Regions from separate parts of the Homo sapiens genome. Here regions 2 and 3 are each linked to region 1. A link is an interaction called in ENCODE POLR2A ChIA-PET data of the cell type or tissue named here. Cell type or tissue: CD4-positive, alpha-beta T cell. All regions are shown on one strand.

The links. Peaks named below come from ENCODE experiments on the same cell type or tissue, not always from the same donor. Only the 100,000 strongest peaks of a DNase experiment are listed, where the experiment ranks them.
Region 2: POLR2A ChIA-PET joins it to region 1 with 17 read pairs; 16 of 35 experiments call an interaction of 5 or more read pairs at or near these places.
Region 3: POLR2A ChIA-PET joins it to region 1 with 51 read pairs; 16 of 35 experiments call an interaction of 5 or more read pairs at or near these places.

What each region holds. Positions count from the first base shown.
Region 1 is chr18:79,521,472-79,525,471 of GRCh38, forward strand. The region is part of intron 9 of NFATC1 (nuclear factor of activated T cells 1); the gene reads left to right. It overlaps LOC102723506 (a long non-coding RNA gene), which reads right to left and starts at 2,045. Exons shown (of 3, transcript XR_935689.3): 1 at 1,617-2,045; 2 at 1,172-1,390. RefSeq lists a silencer at 3,243-3,312. In CD4-positive, alpha-beta T cell, no CTCF peak of the experiment used is centred here; DNase peaks (open chromatin) are centred at 1,140, 2,060, 2,440, 3,330 and 3 weaker places; H3K4me3 peaks cover 2,510 bases; H3K27ac peaks cover 2,769 bases.
Region 2 is chr18:79,388,753-79,392,752 of GRCh38, forward strand. No RefSeq gene overlaps it. Among named protein-coding and RNA genes, the nearest start is that of NFATC1, 5.2 kb to the right of the region's middle. In CD4-positive, alpha-beta T cell, no CTCF peak of the experiment used is centred here; no DNase peak of the experiment used is centred here.
Region 3 is chr18:79,403,575-79,407,574 of GRCh38, forward strand. The region is part of intron 1 of NFATC1 (nuclear factor of activated T cells 1); the gene reads left to right. Among named protein-coding and RNA genes, the nearest start is that of NFATC1, 9.6 kb to the left of the region's middle. RefSeq lists enhancers at 1,263-1,322, 1,444-2,039, 3,230-3,823 and a silencer at 3,846-4,000. In CD4-positive, alpha-beta T cell, CTCF peaks have their summits at 2,226 and 2,426; DNase peaks (open chromatin) are centred at 1,177, 1,747, 2,377 and 2,807; H3K4me3 peaks cover 3,015 bases; H3K27ac peaks cover 3,493 bases.

The sequences.
Region 1 (4,000 bases):
TGTGTGTGTGGGGGGCATCCACTGATGTGTGTGTCTGTGTGTGTGTGGGGAGCATCCACTGATGTGTATGTGTGTGTGGGGGGGCATCCACTGATGTGTGTGTCTGTGTGTGTGGGGGGAGCATCCGCTGATGTGTATGTCTGTGTGTGTGGGGGGGGGGGCATCCGCTGATGTGTGTGTCTGTGTGTGTGGGGGGGGGGGCGTCTGCTGATGTGTGTGTGTGTGTGTGGGGAGCATCCACTGATGTGTGTGTCTGTGTGTGTGTGGGGTGCATCCACAGATGTGTGTGTCTGTGTGTGTGTGGGGAGCATCCACTGATGTGTATGTGTGTGGGGGGGGGCATCCCCTGATGTGTGTGTCTGTGTGTGTGGGGGGGGGGGCGTCTGCTGATGTGTGTGTCTGTGTGTGTGGGGGGGGCATCCACTGATGTGTATGTCTGTGTGTGTGGGGGCGTCTGCTGATGTGTGTGTTTTGTGTGTGGGAGGTTGTCTGCTGTGTGTGGGGAGGGGGCATCTGCTGATATGTGTGTCTGTGCATGTGTGGGGGGGCGTCTGCTGATGTGTGTGTTTTGTGTGTGGGGAGGGGGCGTCCACTGATGTGTGTGTCTGTTGGGGGGGGCCGTCTGCTGATGTGTGTTTTGTTTTGTGTATGGGGAGGGGGTGTCCACTGATGTTTGTGTCTGTGTGTGTGTGGGGGGGTATCTGCTGATGCGTTTTGTGTGTGTGGGGGGGGGTGTCCACTGATGTGTGTGTCTGGGTGTAGGGGGGGTGGCATCTGCTGATGTGTGTGTTTTGTGTGTAGAGGGGTGCGTCTACTGATGTCTGGGTGTAGGGGCTGGCGCCTGCTGATGTGTGTGTTTTGTGTGTGGTGGGGGGTGTCCACTGATGTTTGTGTCTCTGTGTGTGTGGGGGGGGGTGCGTCCACGGATTGTGTCTGGGTGGGGGGACGTCTGCTGGTGTGTGTGTTTTGTGTGTGTGTTGGGGGGGTGCGTCTACTGATGTCTGTGTGTGGAGGGTATCTGCTGATGTGTTTTGTGTGGGGGGGGTGCGTCCACTGATGTGTGTGTCTGTGGGGGGTGTCTGCTGATGTGTGTGTTTTGCTTGTGTTAAAAGGCGCACACCGCAGGAAAGGAAAGTGGCAGTAAACACCCCCGCCCCCAGCCTTCCCTCACCTCAGATACGCCAAGTTCCGGGCACTGAGCACCCTGCAGGTGAAACAGGGAGGACCAGAGAGGGAAGGGACGGGGGCCAGATTTGGAGGAGAGAGGACGGACTCCTGGGGCCAGGAGCTGGCTGGGCAGGGTGGGAACCCTCCTGTCCCAGGGTCTGAGTCGTCCCCCAGGCACCAGCCAGTAGGCCCATCCAGCTTTCCATGACTTTCCTAGTAAGTACTGAAAGAAAAAACACACATCTAACACTGTGGCTTGCCCAGCGGGGCCCCAGGCCGCCATCTGGGAGGATCTGGGGGCAGGTGGCTGTTCAGGGCCCAGCAGAGCCGGCTGAGCTCAGACCCCAGTAAGGGTCAGTCCTGCCCTGTCAGCTCTGGGGTCCCTGGCAGCCATTCCCACTCTCCGAGCCCTCCGTGGTCCCTGTGAACAGACTGGGTGACTACAGTACCTGCCTTTGCCGCTCCCGGGGCTGTTGCAAGGAGCAAGCAGGTGCACAAAGGGCCAGGCAGGGCTGCATAACTGCTGGGGAAATGGTAGTTTGTTCATTCCTTAAAATGTAAGATCCTTAATTGCTTTCAGAAACCGGGCATTCAGAAATGCAGAAAAATGTTGCTTCCAAGCCAGGCAGCAAGGGGGCAAAATATATCAAACAGCGTTCAGGCCCTGGCAGCTCCGTTCTGGCCCTCATCATTCCCAGCATAGAGAAACAAAACTCCTGCGTGAAACTTAAGAGGTGAACTTTGGGTAGCTCACTACAGGGTGAAGTTTAAATGTCAACTTTCTTTCAAAATGATGATCAAAAAGAAGAAACTGGTTATGTGAAGGTACGAATACTTGACTGAGAAAGGCGTCTCGCCTACGGCTTGTTTACGCACAGCTAGTGAGAGCTTGCGTGGCCCCAGCAAGGGCACAGATAAGATTCACAGGTGAGGCAGTGAAAGCCATGCCTGCCCTTGTACTTGGTAGTTTTTATATTTAAAAATGTACTGATTTCCTCCTTCACTCAATTCCAGATGTGTATAGAGAGGTGGGTATGAGTGTGGGTGTGTGGATGTGGCCTCGAGGGAGGCTCTCAGCCTGCAGCCAGGATTCAAAACGCCACAGTCGAGTTTTAGGAAAAAACAATAGTTTCCACCTGAGGAGTATTTTAGAGAAAAATCTAATATAAGGGAAAAAAAAGCCCTCCTTATTAAATTAAATTGTGGTATAACAGCTCACCACATCCTGTTGCGGGGACATCTGACGTTAGGCAAAGTAAGTTTCCTCTTTCAGGTCTCCCACACGCCGTGAGGGTCACATGCTACCTGCAATTCAAAATATGCTAGGAAGGGAAAAAACCCTTTGTGTCTGTGGAAAAGCTGAATAAGAAGATGGAAATTATCAGCAGAGAGAGCTGGTATGGGAAACCGTAGGTGTCATCGGCAACCATACCCTACCCAAGGAAGCCGCCCCCGGAATAGCAAGGGCAGGGCCGGGCAGCTGTGGCTGACCTCATGGGTCAGAAGTGCTCGTGGCGGGAAGGAGTTGGGGGGTGGGGGGGCGGTCCTGTCTTTCAGCCCAGCGCCAGCGAGCCACATGGCCTCAGACCAACCCCAGGATGGGCCCGTTGTCCACCTGTGAAAGGGGAAGCCGTGGCTTTCCTCTCAGGGCTACGGCACAGGCCGTGTCTGCGGGGCGAGCACGGCTCCACGTACGGCTCTCGTCCGCGGTGTGGATGGGTGGGCGGTACAGCCTCCTCTGCGGTTCGGTTGCTGTGCTGTCCTCTGCTGAGTGGTGTCAGGGTTGTCCATCCCGCTCTCTGTCAGCTGCTGCCATGGGGCAGCGGGAAGGCCCTGGAGGGTGCCTGGGCTGTGTCTGGTCCCGGCCACGCGTCCCTGCAGCGTCTGAGACCTTGTGGAACACACTTGACCCGGCGCTGGGACGGGGTCGGCCCACACGCACCGCCAGCCCGCAGGAGTGAGGTGCAGGCTGCCGCTGGCTCCTTAGGCCTCGACAGCTCTCTTGAGGTCGGCCCTCCTCCCCTCCCGAGAGCTCAGCAGCCGCAGACCCAGGCAGAGAGAGCAAAGGAGGCTGTGGTGGCCCCCGACGGGAACCTGGGTGGCCGGGGGACACACCGAGGAACTTTCCGCCCCCCGACGGGCTCTCCCACCGAGGCTCAGGTGCTCGTGGGCAGCAAGGGGAAGCCCCATGGCCATGCCGCTTCCCTTTCACCCTCAGCGACGCGCCCTCCTGTGCCCGCGGGGAACAAGACGGCTCTCGGCGGCCATGCAGGCGGCCTGTCCCACGAACACGATGGAGACCTCAGACGCCGTCCCCACCCTGTCACTGTCACCATCACCCATCCTGTCCCCTCACGCCTCCCCACATCCCATCATTACTACCCCTCAGGCCTCCCCACGTCCCACCGTCGTTACCCCTCAGTCCTCCCCACGTCCCACCGTCGTTACCCCTCAGGCCTCCCCACGTCCCACCGTCGTTACCCCTCAGTCCTCCCCACGTCCCACCGTCGTTACCCCTCAGTCCTCCCCACGTCCCACCGTCGTTACCCCTCAGTCCTCCCCACGTCCCACCGTCGTTACCCCTCAGTCCTCCCCACGTCCCACCGTCGTTACCCCTCAGTCCTCCCCACGTCCCACCGTCGTTACCTCTCAGTCCTCCCCACGTCCCACCGTCGTTACCCCTCAGTCCTCCCCACGTCCCACCGTCGTTACCCCTCAGGCCTCCCCACGTCCCACCGTCGTTACCCCTCAGTCCTCCCCACGTCCCACCGTCGTTACCTCTCAGTCCTCCCCACGTCCCACCGTCGTTACCCCTCAGTCCTCCCCACGTCCC
Region 2 (4,000 bases), 130 kb before region 1:
AGCAATCCAATGGCAGCCGTGGAATTTAACAGCTGGGTATGGTCAGGGAAAGAGAGGAAGAGATCTCTATCAATGTGGTCGGGGAAAGAGAGGAAGAGATCTCTATCAATGTGGTCGGGGAAAGAGAGGAAGAGATCGCTCTCAAAATCCTGCATTCCAGGGTGACTCTGGGCACAGGTAAGACTCCTCTCCCTAAGGAGCAAGCCAGAGGCATAACTCTACTGGTGGAGGGGGCAGTGTGTGGAATAGCTTCACTGCAGTCATCTCAGAAGTCACAAGACAAGTAAATAAGCAAATAACAAGCCCCACACAGGGGGACCAGTATCCAGAGCTGCTATAATACATTGTCTAAAATGCCCAGTTTCCAACAAAATAGGAGGCATGCAAAGAAACACAAGAGTATGACCCCCACATTTAAATTTTTTAAAAAGCAGACAACAGAAACTGCCTGGGGAATGACCAGATATTGGATTTAATGGGAAAAGGCCAAAATATCCCTTATATGCTCAGAGAACTAAAGTAAATCTTGATTAAAGGAAGCAGGACGACAATGTCACATCACGTAGAGACTGTTGATAGAATGTATAAAAAATAACCAGTGGAAATTCAGGAGTTGGAAGGCGCAGTCACTGAAGTGAACCATTCACTATTGGGGCTCAACAATCGATTTGAACTGGCAGAAGAAAGAAAGTGAATTTGAAGATACATCAGTAGAGAGTATGCAAGCCCCGAACAGAGAGCAGATAGAATGAAGGAGACCAAGGGGAGCCTCGGAGAGCTGAGGGGCACCAGGGACGCCCTCCAGGGCACCAGCCCACACAGGGGGTTCACTAGAAGGAAAGGAAAGAGGAAAAAAGGGATGCAAAAATATTAAAAGAAATAATGGTTGAAAATATCGCAGATTAGTTTAAAAAAATAACCTACAAAACCAGGAATCTCAATGAACTCCAACTGGGGCAAGCCTAGAGAGGCCCACAGACCAACACATTATGAGTAAAAATGCTGAAAGTCAATAATAAGGAGAAAATCTCAAAAGCCAAAATAATAAAATAAGGTATCACTTACAAGGGAACCCCAATAAGGCTAACAAGTGACTTCTAAGCGGCAACGATGTGAGCCTGAGGCAGTGGGATAACAGCCAAAGGAAAGGAGAGAGGAGGAGAGGGGAGGGGAAAGGAGGGGGAGGCAGAGGGAGGCAGGGAGGGAGGAAGGAAACCTATCAATCCCAAATCCTATGCGCAGCAGAGCTTTCTTTCAAGAATGAAGGTGAAATAAAGACTTTTTCCGACAAACTGAGAGTTTGTTGCCAGCTGACCCACCTTACAAAAAATACTAAAGGAAGTTCTTCAGGCAGTGAGCAAGAAACTTCAGACAGTAATTTGAAATCACATGAAAAAAACAGAGTGCCTCTTAAGGTAATTACGTAATTTCATAAGACAGTACGAATACATATTTTTCTCTTTTTATAACTGGTGTGAAAAGTGATTGTATAAAATAATGTATATAAAATATAATGTTGGGCCTATAACTTATAGCAATGTAATATATGTGTAGTGTATTGCTAATAACAATACAAAGAAAGGGAATGAGAACAAAGCTATATTGGACTAAAGAAATAACTACAGATGGTAAAATAATGGTTATCACAATGTATTCTTAGGTTTGTAACATTACTGTTTACAATGTAGAATGTATAAAAGCGGGAAGGGAATGGAGCTAGCTACATAGGGATAGTGTTTTTGTGTGTCACTGGAGTCGAAATGTATATGGTACATACTAGAGCAATCACTAAAACAGTAACAAAAAAAGTTTAAAAACTCAGTAGAAAATAATTCACTTAATGCAAAGAAGTCAATAAAGAAATAAATGAGGGGAAGACATAAGAAAAATAGAAAATGAAAAGTAAAGTGGAATAGAAATGAAAAGTAAAGTTCAATAATAACATTAAATGTGAGTGGATTTAACAACCAATCAGAAAGCAAAGGCTGTCAGACTGAATTAAGAAAACATGACCCAACTTTATGCCGTCTAGAGGAGACATACTTTCTACTCAAAGCTACACACATAGACTACAACGATGGGAAAAGACGACACACCAACAGCGACTTCAGGAAAGCTGGAGTGGCTGCTAATGTTAGACAAAATAGGCTTTTTAAAAAAGGTTTTATTAAAGAGGAATGTTTCGTAATGATAAAAGCACTAATCTGTGAGAAAGATACAACAATGATAAACATACGTGCAGCTAATAAGAGAGCTCCAAAATCTATGAAGCAAAAACTCACAGAATGAGGGGAGAAGCAGTTCTACAACAGAGAATGGGGACTTCGATACTCCACTTTCAATAATGGATACAACAACCAGGCAGATAACAAGGCAACAGAAGGCCTGAACAACAGTATAAACCAATTAGACCTACCAGATATCTATAGCTAGCACACTCCACCCAACGACAGCAGAATACACATTCTTCTCAAGCGCACAAGTAACATCCTCCAGGATGGGCCATGTTCTAGGCCATCAAACAAACTCAGGTGGTTTGAGGCCAGAGGCCTCTCTTTTAACCACCACACTAGGGCCTTCGGAGGAGGCAAGCAGAGAGTTGTCAAAGAGGCCCTCAGGACTGGGTGCAGTGGCTCATGACTGTAATCCCAGCACTTTAGAAGGCTGAGGCACAAGGATCTTTTGAGCTCAGGAGTTCAAGAAATGAGCACTTATCCACTGGGCGCGGTGGCTCACGCCAGTAATCCAGCACTTTGGGAGGCTTAGGCGGGCGGATCAAGAGGTCAGAAGCTCAAGACCAGCCTGACCAACATGGTGAAACCCCGTCTCTACTAAAAGTACAAAAATTAGCCGGGCGTGGTGGCGCACACCTGTAATCCCAGCTACTTGGGAGGCTGAGGCAGGAGAATCACTTGAACCCGGGAGGTGGAGGTTGCAGTGAGTGGAGATCACACCATTGCACCCCAGCCTGGGCAACAGAGCGAGACTCCGTCTCAAAAAAAAAAAAAAAAAAAAAGAAAGAAAGAAAAAGAAAAAAAAAGTGAGCATGTATTTTGCCAGAGTCTGGAGATTAGAATTAAATTAGCAAACCAGAATTATAGAAAAAGCTATTTACTTTTAAGTAAACAGCTGAGATTTTTTTTTTTAAGTCAGTGTGAATGAAGCTCACAGCCATGGTTGGAGCTGAGAAAGAAGGATTTCCCTTTAGTTATGCACCTGTGTCAGCACCTTCTGACTTTCCTTCTAAAGTCTGGGGTGTTCCTGAGGATCCGTAAGTTTGGGGTTCAGGGTTTCTACAGCATGCTGTTACTTGTGAAACATCTCTTTAACCATGTCCCAGAGTTGCCCAGGAGTTTAAGACCAGCCTGAGCAACATAGCAAGACCTCATCTCAACAACAACAAAAATTAGAAATAAATTAGCCAGGTGTGGTGACATGTGCCTGTAGTCCCAGCTACTCAGAAGGCTGAGGCATGAGGATCACTTGGGCCCAGGAAGTTGGGGCTGCAGGGAGCCCTGTTCATGCCGCTGCACTCCAGCCTGCAAGACAGAGCAGAAAAAAAGAATCAGGATCCTGGGCAGAGGGAGGAGAGGGGACCGGGGTCCAGCAAGCACTTGGGGATTGACTGAATGGCGTTGGGGAGAGATGACTCCAAAGTCCTGGAGTGGGTGAGAATGACTGCGAGTGGCTTTTAGGTGGGGAGGTTCCTGCCTGGCCACTCCGGGAGGGGACGTGGGGCTGAAGGGTATCAGGTGCCGTGCTGAGCAGTTTGGCCTTGATCCTAATGCCCTGGACACACGTCTAGGGTAGGAAAGTTGACTGATCCATTGGTGATCTGAGTTTTTAGACATGGTGGTAGTCCATGAGGTGGGTGTTCATGCTAAGAGTTTAGACAGGGAAACCTATGAAGCCCTTAGCAACCCTCCAGGGAAGGGGCGTGGTTAAAGAGATGTTTCATAAGTAACAGCATGGTATAGAAACTCTGAACCCCAAATGTATG
Region 3 (4,000 bases), 120 kb before region 1:
AGCACTGTCGCCGTGGCAACTCAGAGGAAATTGGCCAAGGCCTCTGTGTTTGGGCTGGAGCCTCTCTGGCAGTCGGGGCCACCCTCCGAACCTCTGTGTGCCCGGGTCTGCCACTGGCCTGTGCCCACTGCTGGGGCATTTAATGGTTCCCTTGTGGAAAGGCAACATCTTATGCAGAATTGAAGCTTTGGAAGACTTTTATTCTCAAGTCCATTTTCACCAAATAGGATTTCTCTTCCCCAAGAGGGCCCGGGGTGTCCGTGGCTGGTCGGGGGCTGTGGCAGGAAACCCGTGGCAGAGACGCCTGGTGAGCAGAGAGGTCCCAGGGGAGAGCTGAATTAGGAATGCTCTGTTGTTCAAGTTCAGTGTTTTAGGAAAGCGTTCCTGCTATTACCATGCACAGCTCATCCCCTGACGTTCTAGAGGTGTTTCCGTGGAGGGTGGAGTTACCTGGCAGATTGGAATATTTCAGTTCTGTGTCGTGTTTTTCAAAGGAAGATCTCAGCTAGCCATGAACAACTTGGATATTTTTTAATTCCTTGAAAACAGAATTCAAAAAGGATGCTTTAAAATGATGTGTGCGTCGGACCAGGGGGAATATTCCAGTACCTCTGAGGAACGATGTCCCAGGTTGGGCCCCGGGCTGGACGAAGGACCCTTATTAAGGCGTTGGCGTGCTTATTTATGGAACATTAAATACCGTTTGTTTGCGCTGTGACGAGGCCATCCTATTTGCCTTTGTAAATCTTTCTCGCTGGCAGATTGTTGGGGGAACGGCGTCTGGGAAGCTGTTGCTGTCTGTCATGCCGCGGGCCTGACCACGTCCCGGTGCCACTGTGAGGCAGCGTTTCCCAGGCCTGCTAAGCACATTGCTTCCAACAGCAAGGTCTTGGCGTGGATCGCCCTGCTTCGTTTTGTTTTATTTCCAATACATTCACAGTTGTCATCTGGCCTCACCCACAGCAGACTCCGTGGCTGTCTGGAGAGGTGACAGCAGTGCCTGGGGGTCGACCTGTGGTTCAGCCCCAGCAAGTGCTGAAGGGAATGTTCCTTAAAATGAAAAATAACGTCGTCTGTGATGGCCGCCTCTCAGAGTTTGTGAAAGATGAGAGATCTGGCTGTGGCTGGAGTTGGTGATTCTTGTCAGCAGTGCTGGCCTGATGCGCAAGGCAGAGGCGTGGCTGTCCTGCCCTGCGCACAGCGAGTGAGGGAGTGGCTGTCTGGGAACTGCGTGTCGTGAGGGGCAGGTGCCCTGGGGCTCAGCACGGCGGGGTCTGCAAGGTTAGAATGCTGTGCACCTGTAGGGAGCCCTGACCAGAAGTATTTCATGTATTAATTTAATGTCAGGCACCGATACAGTTTTTTGTGGTTGTTCAGAAACGAGAAAGGTGTGTGGTTCTGAAGTGAATTATTTCTCAGAGTGAGAGAGATCGCTTTTAACAGCTCTGACATGTGGAACTTGCTGAGGCCAGTGGGACTAGGCTGGCCTGAGAGCCGGGTGCTCCCCGCGTGGCCGTCTGTCCTAGCACCCCCAAACCACCTGTGTGTCGTGGGGCACCTGATGGCTGAGCGAGCCGGTGAGGATCAGGGGACTCAAAAGTGAGGAGGTGGCACTTTCAGCAGAGGGGCCATGCCATGACCTTCCGTTAAGGGATTTTGAATGTGCTCTCCGCGATCATTGCTTAGAATCCAGCTGTCTCCCTGCTCACCTGCACTGTCATTTAGTGAATCCTCCTTGGCAAAGAGCCAGGCCCTCCGACACGGCAGCCAGGGAGTGGGGTCACCGAGCTCTGTGGTGGTGTCTGACGTGACATGAATCAGCCCAAGCGCCTCAGAATCGTCAAGAAAGTTACTGGGAATATTTTCCCTTCATGTAAATATGATCCCTTTGAATAGTTAAATAACTCAGATTTGAATACGGTTTAGGTGGGTCATGAAACCAAATTCATTGGGAGCTGGGAGGGAGGGGCTCACAGCCAGGACAGTGGCCCCCGGCGTGTGGGGCTTGGCCTCTGGGGGCAGCTTGACCCCACACCTTGCCCTTCTTCTAGGAGGAACAAGGGAACTTTATCCACTACCCGCCCTCCAAGGACCTGGGCGAGGGATCCTAATGAAATTCAAGCATTTGAGCTTTCGTTTTGTCATTTGTTTGATCAGGGAAAACGCATGCTTAGGTGAGCCCTTTTTGTTTTTTAATAAAGCTTTATGGTGTTTCTTTGCCTCATCGAATCAGGTTTTATTGCAATACTTCAGTTTAAATAAAGGCCCTCGGGTGCCCCAGGCGTCCGTGGGCCTCTGCATGCACTTCCTGCTCTCGCTGTGGGCGGAGTCTCCTCCTCTTCCTCACTTCCCCTCACGCCTGGGCCCCCGTCACAGAAACGTCAAGGGCTACGGCCCCTGAGGACTTGCACACAGAGACCTGTGAGGTCCGCCTCCCCTTTCCTGCCCCGTTTCATCTAGAACCTTCCGGTGATCTGGCTCTAGTACCCCGTGTGGCGCAGCTCTGGGCTCCGTCACTGGCTGAGCAGCCAGTTCAGGGCTGAGTCCTGTGGGAGGATGGTGGGGAGGCCCCAAGACTTGCTCTGTTAATTGCTAGGGTTTTAAAAAATTCTTCAGAATTACCTTTCTACCAGCAAATGGTAGTTCAGCTGTGGGATCAGCTGTCTTGGAAATAAATACTCTTTTGATTGGGAAACAGGAAGTGTAGGAATCTGTACATGAATCAATTGCAGTTAAGCCCCCTTTGAGGTCTGGACAGTGAGGGGAAGTGTGTGGAGCAGGTGGGGCCTGAAGAGCCGGTTGAAGGCCACGGATGCCTCCGAGAGGAAGTCGGGGTGTGGGAGGGAGGCTGGGCCCCCGTGATCGGATCCACGCTGCCATCGTGTTCCCTCAGTTCCGCTGCTGTGCTTTCGGGTCTCCTGGAGTTGATGACTGGTGTGAGATGGAAGCTGGTTCCTAACATAATGTTGTTTCTGCTCCAACAGGCGAGAGGGCTTCTAGACAAATAAGCGGGCCCAGCAGTAAGTGTGGGTGTGAGTTCCTGGGCCGGTGTATGTAATGTGGCGTTTTTGGCTAAGGAATATCTTTTGGACAACTTTTGGTGAGAATGCAGAGTAATGAACAGGTGGCTCGGCGTGGCACCTCAACGGGAACCCCCCAGGAGCCGCAGGCCTGCGCTCGACAAAACCCCCTCGTGGGTCCCCCACCGCGCCTTCCTTCTGTCCACCGTTGGACTGCGTCCCTGTGCTTCCCCCGAGACCCCCAGCCGCAGAGCCAGCCACGGCTCCGCGGGTCTTCCGCAGCGCTCCATGCGGGGCAGACGTCAGGGCTGGCCTGGCACGGTCACCCAGGCGTGTGGGGCGTGGGGCACAGGGCGACCTGCCTGTGTGGCCTGTTGTCCAGCGGGTCTGATGCAGCCGGCTCAGGGGCTTTGCACGGGCCACGGAGGGGCCACCGTGACGCCCAGGCGGAGCTCTCAGAGGGCTACAGTTTGCCTGGCCCAGAGCCCCCCAGGTATCACCAGCAGATCAGAGGACTTCAGATTCTCCTCGGAAACCTCACCTTCTCCCGGAAGCTGCTTTCCAGGCTCATTTTTAGAAAGTTGGTCACAGAAGTTTTAGCGTTGGGGCCTGGTGTTTGCCTGAAGCATCCAGTGAGCATGGAGCCTGGGGGCGGGGGGCACAGTGGATGCCAGTGAACATGGGTGGTCAGTCCCAGAGCTGGCGTCTTGCAGCTGGGGCAGATCCTGGGGATGGTGTGTGTGTCCTGACCAGAGGCCAGGCTGGAGGCTGGAATTGGCGTCAGGATGCCCAGCTCCAGCTCCACCCCAGTCCCTGCCTGTGGCTCTGGGGAAAGAAAGACCTCCTTATTGATTTATTGATTTATTGATTTGACAGGGTCTTGCTGTGTCGCCCAGGCTGGAGTGCAGGCTGGAGTGATCTCAGCTCACTGCAACCTCTGCCTCCTGGGCTCAAGCAATCCTGCTGCCTCAGCCTCCCAA